Linked DNA regions of Homo sapiens: region 2 is linked to region 1. A link is a loop called in an ENCODE intact Hi-C map of the cell type or tissue named here. Cell type or tissue: ascending aorta. All regions are shown on one strand.

Evidence for each region. Hi-C counts contacts between places; a loop is a spot of excess contacts. Peaks named below come from ENCODE experiments on the same cell type or tissue, not always from the same donor. Only the 100,000 strongest peaks of a DNase experiment are listed, where the experiment ranks them.
Region 2: a loop joins it to region 1, with 3.0 times the contacts of the local background. A loop is called at or near these places in 2 of 110 quality-filtered maps.

The regions. Positions count from the first base shown.
Region 1 is chr11:124,667,283-124,672,282 of GRCh38, forward strand. SIAE (sialic acid acetylesterase) reads right to left here. Exons shown (of 10, transcript NM_170601.5): 2 at 2,078-2,239. Among named protein-coding and RNA genes, the nearest start is that of SIAE, 4.0 kb to the right of the region's middle. In ascending aorta, a CTCF peak has its summit at 2,023 (motif pointing right); a DNase peak (open chromatin) is centred at 2,079.
Region 2 is chr11:124,113,134-124,118,133 of GRCh38, forward strand. VWA5A (von Willebrand factor A domain containing 5A) reads left to right here and starts at 2,317. Exons shown (of 19, transcript NM_001130142.2): 1 at 2,317-2,349; 2 at 3,433-3,547; 3 at 4,364-4,421; 4 at 4,540-4,742. The coding sequence starts at 4,379. In ascending aorta, no CTCF peak of the experiment used is centred here; a DNase peak (open chromatin) is centred at 2,308; H3K4me3 peaks cover 3,146 bases; H3K27ac peaks cover 1,767 bases.

The DNA of each region.
Region 1 (5,000 bases):
CAGGACATCCTGCAAGTCACTGACGGCATTTAGATCCAACAGAGAAGCATGTCTCAATCAGCTGAAGCTTCCCTTTCGGTCTTTTAGTTTACCCAACAACATTCTTACCTTAAAAAGTCTTAAAACCCAAGAATTAGAAGCACTTACCTTACATCAATGCCTGGCATATAGTATTTTTAAATGTTTGCTGAATGGAAATGAATTTTGAAGAGACTGCATCAGGGTCTGGATCACTCGGGATTGGATCATCAGTTTTGTATACTGATAAAACCAACCAGACAATCCTTGCTTTCGGGGGCCAGTACAATTCCCACAAGCATCCCTGTCACATATATATGCTAGCCATTGCTCAAACCACCAATTTGTACCTGAACTCCACCTCCACCTCTGAGCAGCCTCCTCATCTGTCTCATTCGCACCTCCACATCACACAGCTATAGCGCTATCTGTAACATCCAGCCCTGAGCATGCCTTCCTTCATCCCATAACTTCTAGCTTTGCCTCCTCCACACCGGCTTCTATATCTTTATCTCTTCTAGACAGAGACTCACTCCTTTGTAATATCTCCCTGCTCATGAAAACTGCTAATTCTCACCTTCCTGAACATCCCCACAGCCACTCTATGAGGTCAAACCCTCATCATCTCTTGCTTGGATATCACAGCAGCCTGCCCACCACCTCTATCTTACTGATCTCCAATCCATCTTCCACAGTGCTGCCACAGCGAACTTTCTAAAATATCTATCATATTCTTTTGCTGTTTAAAAATCTGTCCGTTTAGAATAAAACATACACTCCTTAGCAATGACAAACAAGTCTCCCTGTCTTTCCAACCTATCTCCTGTCATCTGCCCAGTCACACACCCCCCAGTGTTCCAGACCAACCAACCTGCCTGGCATCTCTCCCATGGCCCAGGTACACTCAGGCCTCCATGCTTTTGCCAGGCTATTCTCACTACCCAGTGTGCCCTGCTCACCTCTCAAGATGAGCCTCAGACTACGTAATTATCCCTACTCTCTACAAAGCACTCCCATCGCACCTTGTTCTTCCTCACTGTGGCACTTATCACACTTAACGATAACTGCTTACTATCTTCCTGTCTAACCTGCATGCCTCATTAAGGAAGAGGACATATCTGTTTTACTCATCACTGTATCACCAGTACCTAGCACAGTATCGGGCACATAGTAGGCTCTCAATAGATATTTGAATGACTGACTAAATAATAATAGTAATAGTTACAATCATGACTGCTAAAACTGACTCTGCACTTGTGTGCCAGGCACTGTTACAAGTCTTTACCAGTGTTAATTCGTTTAATTCTCACAGTAATCCTGTAGGTATCATGACGATCTCCATTTCACATATAAACTGAGACATGGAGATGTTATATTACATGTCCAAGATTATTCAGCCGTATAAATGACAGAATCAGGGCCTGAAAGCAGTGACTTCCAGAGCCTTAGACTACCAATATGAAGTCTTACATTCTTACATTATGGCACTCTCAGTAAATGATGCTGACTTAGAAATCCAAAGAACTGCTGGTTCTAATATATTGGTTTAAAAATAAGAAATGGGATTTACATGGTGCTAGTCTTGGGTTTTAAGACTTTTTAAGGTAAGAAGGTAAGAAGGTTGTTGGGCAAGGACTACCAGAGTTCTTACCCTCTCCTCCATACTGCCTCTCCTCTATATATGATTCAGCTCAAATACCATCTTCTGTGGAAACCTTCCCTTACCACCCAGTCTGAGTTCAATGTTTCTCCTCTGTACCCCAAGACACCCCACATGTACCTTCATCATAGCATTCATCACGCTGTCCTATATAACTTGGTATCTATTCCCATTATTCTGTAAGTTCCTTGAGAACAGGAACTTTGACTCAGTCTTATTTTTGTTTGTATCCTCAGTGCCTAAGCACATGGCAAATATTCAAATAACTTTTATGGATGAATGGACAGACGGATGTAGGGACGGATGGATAATGTGAGCTACAGCATTAGCATTCATTTTCAGATAATCCAGCAGGTGGCAGAAGAGGGCAATAGCTGAACGGAAGATGGGCTGCCTTACCTTTCACACTGGTCACTTTCTTCATGATGGTTTCCTGACCTTGGCGCAGGGTCACGGTCACTGTGGCTCCAGGTGTACCGAAGCCCCATATCACTGCCCCAGCAGGCTCCTTCTGCAGCACCATATCATTATTGATGTATGAAGCAAAGCGAAAACCAATACCTAAAAAATTTAACAAACACTGAGGGAAGCATCATCGGAGAGATATAGCACCAACTGGATCAAGTGAAACAGCAAAGAACATACAGTCTTTATGCAAGAGAATTTTAACATACTAAGTCCCTTTAATCGTCTAAAACTGGCTCTTCTTCCTCCTAATTAGGCAAGCAACATAACAAGAACAGTTTCCAACAGTATGCATCATAGCACATGATGACCACTAAGGAAAATTCCCAGAGCCCAAGGCAACCAATGGACCATAGTCTTCCCTCTCCTTCAGAGCTCTTGATCTTTTTTTGCTCTTGGGCTTGGCCCTAACGCTGGGCTCTCTCCCGCAAAATCACTAAAATGCTCCTTTCATGCACCTATAGATGGTGTTTATGAGAAAAATAAACCACTTCCTTTCCCTACTTTCCATTACCACACCTGCTCCTAATGACTGGGAATAAAACAGCATGCCTCTCTCCAAACAGCCTTCCCTAATCTTTTTCCCCTTCTCTATCTCCCCTTTTCTATGCCACTAATGCCAATTTCCTTCAAATAATGCCCCTTATCATGGTTTTTTGACAACCCAGTGTACTGCATCAAAAATTCTAAATAAGCCCTTATAAATACTCATGACAAGTCAGCTTCCTTCTCAGGTAAATTCAAATAAATCAAGACACATAAATAAGGTCAGTGAGAGATAGAAGGTCAACATGTCTGAACAAAGGTCTTCTGTCACAATTTTACCCATTCCACAAGCTAAATTATACTAAAAGGACAAGAGAAAGCACACTAGAAACTGGATTCTATTCTAGAGAGTCACTAACAAGACTGAATAAGAACTCGCTTTAACGACATCATTCCTATTTTTAACATCCAGCCTATATAAAAGTATTTTATTAATACAAACATCCATCCAAATTATCTCAGCGTGTTCCTCATCAAAACTTAACAAGGAAAAAAATAAAACAAATTATATCCCAATTTATCTGAATAAAACAGACCCCAAACTACCTAAAATAATTAACAAAATTTAGATCTTTTTAAGCATTTTAAACAAAAATGATAGGCAGAAAAGAGAACCAGAATTAACAAGGCTGACATTTTCCTCCCTGGAAGCTACAAATGATGAGGGCCCCTTCGGCTATACTTAACAGGGCAGCACAGCTAATGGAGTCGCCTACACAGCTCCGTGGCCTATTTATCCTGCTCTTGGAATAACAGCCCAGTCCCTAAAAATCCTCAGCGCTCTCTTATGAGCTAGTGTGATCAAGAAACCTACATGACAATGAAAGATCACCCAGAAGGCCTACTGGGCTGGAGATGCACGGTTACCATGAGCAAAATGCTCTAAGAAAAGAATACAACGCCCCAGAATTGCATAAGCAGGTTGGCAGCCTGCTGGAGGGAAGGGGGAGGCACATGTGTGGGAGGGCCTTGTCTTGGGTAGGTGCTTCATATGGAACCAAAAAAAGGAAAACCACAGACATAAATAAGAGCTAAGTAGAGAGAGGGTGGGGGTAGGGGAATGGCTGCAGCTTGCACATTTGTGTGCAGTCAGTAGTCCATAGGCTAGGGGAAATACCTTCCCAAGTCTGTCTGTTTTCACCAACATACACTTAGTGAACATCTTTGTGGATGACTCTGTGCTGGGCTAAAGAGTTTTAGAGGTGGAAAGGATCTTCATAATCGTAGTATAAACACGCTACTTACTGATCAAGAAGTATAATCATATTACTGATCAAGTAACTGAGACCAAAGCAGATGAAACAATTTTTTAAAATAGCTTGCATGTTCATTAGTTAATTCAACAAATATTTATTGATGCCTACTATTTTAAGCATTGGGGATATAACGATGAAAAAATAATAATAATAATAGCAGGCAAAAATCCTTGCCCACAGGGAGCTTCCATTCTACTAGAGACTTTACCTGTGGCAGGCACAGTGCTAAACACACCACAAACATTAATGTTCTTTGGTCTCAAATCACACAGTTTATGACAAGTTAGAAAACAAGTCACTTGATTCCAAAGTTGAAATTCCCACTTTGCCGAAATTAGATACTTGTGGCAAATCAAAGAAAAAATCATATTCCTCATCTTTGTAAAGTTTAAATTCTAAGTTCATTAGAGTAGACAGTGGAACATCAAGGAATTGTGCAATGGACAAAAAAAAAGAGAGAGAGAATGAGAAAGAGAGCAAGGCTGGTCATTCCTTGTGCCAAACACAAGACACATACATTTACCATTTGATTTCTTGTTTGTTTGTTTTTTTGAGACAGAGTCTTGCTCTGTCACCCAGGCTGGAGTGCAGTGGTGCGATCTCAGCTCACTGCAACCTCCGCCTCTGGGGTTCAAGCGGTTCTCCTGCCTCAGCCTCCCGAGTAGCTGAGATTACAGGCATGTGCCACCACACCTGGCTAATTCTTTTTTTTTTTTTTTTTGATATCTTTAGTAGAGACGGGGTTTCACTACGTTGGCCAGGCTGGTCTCGAACTCCTGACCTCATGATCTGCCCACCTTGGCCTCCCAAAGTGCTGGGATTACAAGCATGAGCCACCGCGCCTGGCCAATTTTTTTGTATTTTTAGTAGAGACGGGGTTTCGCCATGTTGGCCAGGCTGGTCTTGAACTCCTGACTCTAAGTGATCCGCCCACCTCAGCCTCCCAAAGTGCTGGGATTAAAGGTGTGAGCCAACATTTGGATTTTTTAGGTCTTCAGTTTTTTCCTTCATTTGGGGCTGGAGTAGAAAAACAGGAATTAGTGTTATGGGGAAGA
Region 2 (5,000 bases), 550 kb before region 1:
CAGAAATGAGACAATGACCGAAACGACTTATTGAAAGCCTGTTCTGAACCAATGCTAAGCACTCTATGACAAACAGCCTTTTTATTTCAGGAAGGGAAATGGCTCTCAGAAGAACTGAAGAAAAATAAGTAGCAAACTATGATCAACATAATCAACACACACCGGCATAATTCAGGGCACATGTGTTACAGTGGTGGGCGCTAAAATAAATTGGATATTGTTCTCATAATATGCAGATTTCTATTTCCATTATAAGCAAATGTGCTTTTCATATTCTGAAGAAGATAGTTTCCTTAAAAGTCTACTTTTTAATTAATCATAATCAAATGTATTAGGGTAAGATAAGGACCCAAAGAGCTGTTATAAACCATGGAGAAATTTGTTACTTTATCCTGTAAAATTCTGTGATGATACAGTGGCTTGCTCTATGAGAGTCTCAGGGGCTCAGGATCTTTCTGTCTTGTTGCTTCTCCATTTTTAGGGGAAATGCTCCAGGCTTTATGATCTAGTCTTTATGGTTCAAGCTGGTTCAGTTACCTGCATTCACACCAATGAGCAGGAAGAGGGTAAAGTGAATGGGAAGCCATCCTCTTTTCTTTGAAAGGGCATGACATGGTGTTGCACTTATTTCTTGTACCCTATGGGCCAGAGCTTAGTTACAAGGCCACACCAGCTTTAAGGGAGGCTAGGCAATGTTTTTATTCTGAATGGTCATAGACATTGTGAAACTTGGGGTTCCTGTTAGTATAAAAAAGAAGGTGAGAATCAACCTTGAGGAATGCCTGGCAACACTAAGACAGACTTTTAAGTGAAGATATCTCATCTATATCGGTTTAATTGTGTATATTGTGCTAGGTTATGGGAATTTTCACATAGTTGTTTTTTCAACAACCAGCAACTTCTGTGTGTTTCCTGATTCAGTGCCCTCTAACCACGCTGCATGCCTGGTCTGTGGCAGACTTTTAGTGCTAAGCTCTAAGCCCAGCAGGATCAGATGATGAACTCTGCCCACGTTTCCAGCTCCTCCCTTTTGTTGCTCAGATGTTTCGGCCAATGGAAAGAAGGCACAGTCACAAGGAACAATACCAGACATGATTTCTCTCCAGAGAAAAGGATAATTTCCTCTCATAATTAGTTCAGTACATGTAAAAAACATGGTTGTAGGGCCTAGTACTGATAAAATAGAATTTGTGCTTATATTATGCTTTACTATATATGCATATATTACATGCATGTAACTGTATATACATGCATGGGTGTACATATATACACATATATACATCTATGCATGCACATCCATGTATATAAATGTGTATGTGGGTGTATATATATAAAGTATATAAATGTGTGTGTGTGTGTGTGTGTGTGTGTATATATATATATATATATATATATATAAAACTTTTATAGCCACTAAGATTCATTAGATCTCACAAAAACAATCAGTGGAGGTTTGTCATTATCCCCGTTTCAGATGAGAGAACAAATAACTTGGGGAGAGTTATTTGTATATAACAAATATCTCACAAAAACAAGTATATAACCAGTATATAACAAGTATATCCACAAAAAATACATCACAGAGACCAAAATCAAGCTGTGTTTTCCATATGTATCATGTATTCTTTATCCTATAGATTCTCGACAGCAATATGACACTTTAAGTCTCAGATTTAATAGGTTGTTTTGAAATAGAGAAGCCATGGGGACCTTGATCGCTTCTAATGTCCTTTAGCCAGGTAAATGAGCATAGACATTCTCAGTTACTTACATCGTTAACCCAAACATTTGGTTTCAGGATCCCATAAGCGACCCATGACAGGAAGACTTGGGCTTCCCTGGCTAGAGCTTCTCTCATTAGAGCAGATGTGTGTGCCTTGCACTATCTCCTTATCTTTCCCCCTGCTGTAGGGGAGGGGCAACTTGGGGGAAAATGACTCACATTAGAGATAAGGTGTCAATGATATAATCTCCATAAAGCTTTGATTAACAGGGCCCAGGACACAGTAAGCCTTTGGCAATTAAGCTTTTACAAAAATATGCAGTTTTTAATGTCATTGTTGTTGTTCCTGTTGCAGCATTTTCCCTTGCCCTCTTTGCCTGTTCTCTGATTGTTCCTTAGCAAAGAGCAAAGAAAAAAACCAAACGTTCCAAAGTCGAAGACTTTTCCTTTGATACAAACAAGCGAAAGTTCGATTATTTGTTCAATAATTTTCCGTTGATCCCTTAGTCTTGTAGTCGCTACTTTATAACCGGTCCCTAGAAGGGGGCGGTTCTTTCCGGAAATTATGACTGCAGCTGTTTTCACTCCGCTGTGACTCAGAGCGCTCCGGGCTGCAGGAGAGGAAGGTAGGGGACCAAGCTACCGGTGCAGGGCCTGGATCCAACCCCTGCTCTGGAAGACTGAGAGCTCCACATTCTAGCTCCCTTTCCCCAGTCCCCAAATTTGTAGGGGCTCCTTGAATTGCACGCCCCATGGGTGGAGGATTTCATCCTGATGTATGATCCCCAGGAAGGTTCCTGCAAGTTTGGCAGTTTAGGGGAATCTTTTGGAGGTTGAAGGAGGGATTTAGCCATCTCCTAATCTCAAGGCCCTTCTTCCTACTTTCCTTCTCTTTTACTTTACTTTTTTTCCCGCTTTCTTTCTTTGATATAGACAATTGATGTTTTCTCAGTTTCAGGATAGTGTAAGCTGAGGAAATGAGGCTGTAAGCCTCATCTACTCCAATCAGTTGCAGCCCCTAAGCCCTTCTCTATAGAAATGTAAGAGACCGACGCAGTCTCTTCTGTAAATACGTGGACATTGGAAATCTAGGACTGAATGGAAAGGTTAAATCAATCTCTGATTTTATCCAAGCCCCACTTCTTACCCCAAATCTCCTCCTTGTCTGGTTCCGAGTTCTCCACTTCACCCCTGCCACAGGCCGCAGGGGTGTGTGTGGCCGGTGGTGCCACCCAGCTCCCCTCCCACCCTCCTAGCTGCTGAGCGGCTGGTGCTGGGACTCTGCATTCCTGAAGCAGCTACCTGGCTAGGCCGGAAGCCTTGTATTCTCCCAGCTGCCTCAGATTCATGGCTTTCAGCTTGGTGGCCAGTCTCTACCTAAGCCTTGCAAGTTGCCTTTCTGAAGTGCCATCCTGAGAGACAGAACTAATTCTGACCCAAACTAATTTTGTTTGTACTGGGAAGAGTGGGGGCAAGGGTGCAGAATAGCAAGTTTTCCTCAACGGAGGATTTGTTCTGAGCTTAGAATCAGGAAGCGAAGGCTATTTCCTTGTAGGGGTGCCCTTTGCGTCTCTCTCTCTTTTACTCTAGCCACCTTGGTGAGTATTGCCCAGCCTGAGAGCTTCTCTTTCAGCTGTTTTACTCCTGTGTGAGTCTCCTGCTTTAGGCTCTCTGCTTAATGTGTTATTAGAAATTCTTCCCTCCCCCAGCCCAGCCTGTTCTACCAGAGAACTTGCCCAGGTCAGAGGTCTGCGTAGAAGCCCTTTTCTGAGCATCCTCTCCTCTCCTCACACCTGCCACTGTCCTCTGCGTTGCTGTCGAATTGTGAGTCATTTTGCCACACTCAGTTTTTATCCAATTTCTCAAAATAAAAACAGATATGGAATGAAAAGCCTGATTTATTGGTGCTGTTTAGTGGGGGTGCAAATGTAGGCTATGTGCCTATATAATATTTAAATATATTAGAATATCTTGGATGGATACAAACAAATATACTCGTATCTTTTAATTTTGGGTCCCAAAAGAAAAGCCACAAGGTAAATGGCCTGTGGCAGGAGTCCATCTTGAATCACACAGCTTCTCACATGCAGCGCGTCTCTGAATGCCATGATCCAAAGTGAATGGTGGCAGAGGTTTATTGATTAACAGTAACAACAATAATAGGGACAATAGTGATGTCTGTCATCATTGATTAAATGCCTCCTATGGCCCATGTGCTATTGTAGGGACTTCACATGTATTAATTCACATACGATGTGTGGATATTATACTACTCATTTTGGAAAGAAAATACTGAGGCTCAGAGGGATTAGTGACACCTACTCCATATGCCCAAGGAGTGGTGAATTAAATACACTTTTGAGAAAGTGGAATTGGTATTTGAACCAGCCTCAGGGTGTTTCAGAGATTTCCTGTTTAGTAGATACCAGTGAATCTTACACCTTCCCCACCTGGGACTGCCATTTAAAAGGACCCTTATGACTGAAATCTTTGTCTCCTTTTTTTTAAAGGTTCCAACTTCCTAACTCCAACATTAACCCTTTGAATGTATTCTTATGCCAGAGAAAGGCACATAAAGTACTGGTGTTTGAACAGATAACTTCCAACATGTCCTCTGTTTGTGATATGTCTTTTCTGCAGAAATCTTGCATCACCATGGTGCACTTCTGTGGCCTACTCACCCTCCACCGGGAGCCAGGTAAGCCTAATTTGTGACTCTTACTTGCCATTGAATCTTTGGCACCTATCACAAGGCTTGATCTACAAGGAGGCAATCTATTGAAGCTTGATGAACTTGAACTCTGGTCTATCTCCAGTGCCGCTGAAGAGTATCTCTGTGAGCGTGAACATTTACGAGTTTGTGGCTGGTGTGTCTGCAACTTTGAACTACGAGAATGAGGAGAAAGTTCCTTTGGAGGCCTTCTTTGTGTTCCCCATGGATGAAGACTCTGCTGTTTACAGCTTTGAGGCCTTGGTGGATGGGAAGAAAATTGTAGCAGAATTACAAGACAAGATGAAGGTAGTAGAGATTACCTCCTCCCTTCTTATTACATTACCTCCTCCCTTCTTATTTCCTTAATGCATACTCTTTATGATCTCTACTAAATGTACCTTCACAAAACATGCTGATGTTGAAAGCTCTTTCTTCCACTCTTTTCTAACTGCCATTTTTCTAAAATCATTTGGGGAAAGAAATCAATCAGAGGCATTCAGAGTATAGCTGTGATTAGACAAGACCAATCACACAGTCGCTCTGCACTGCTCGTCTCTTTTTCAG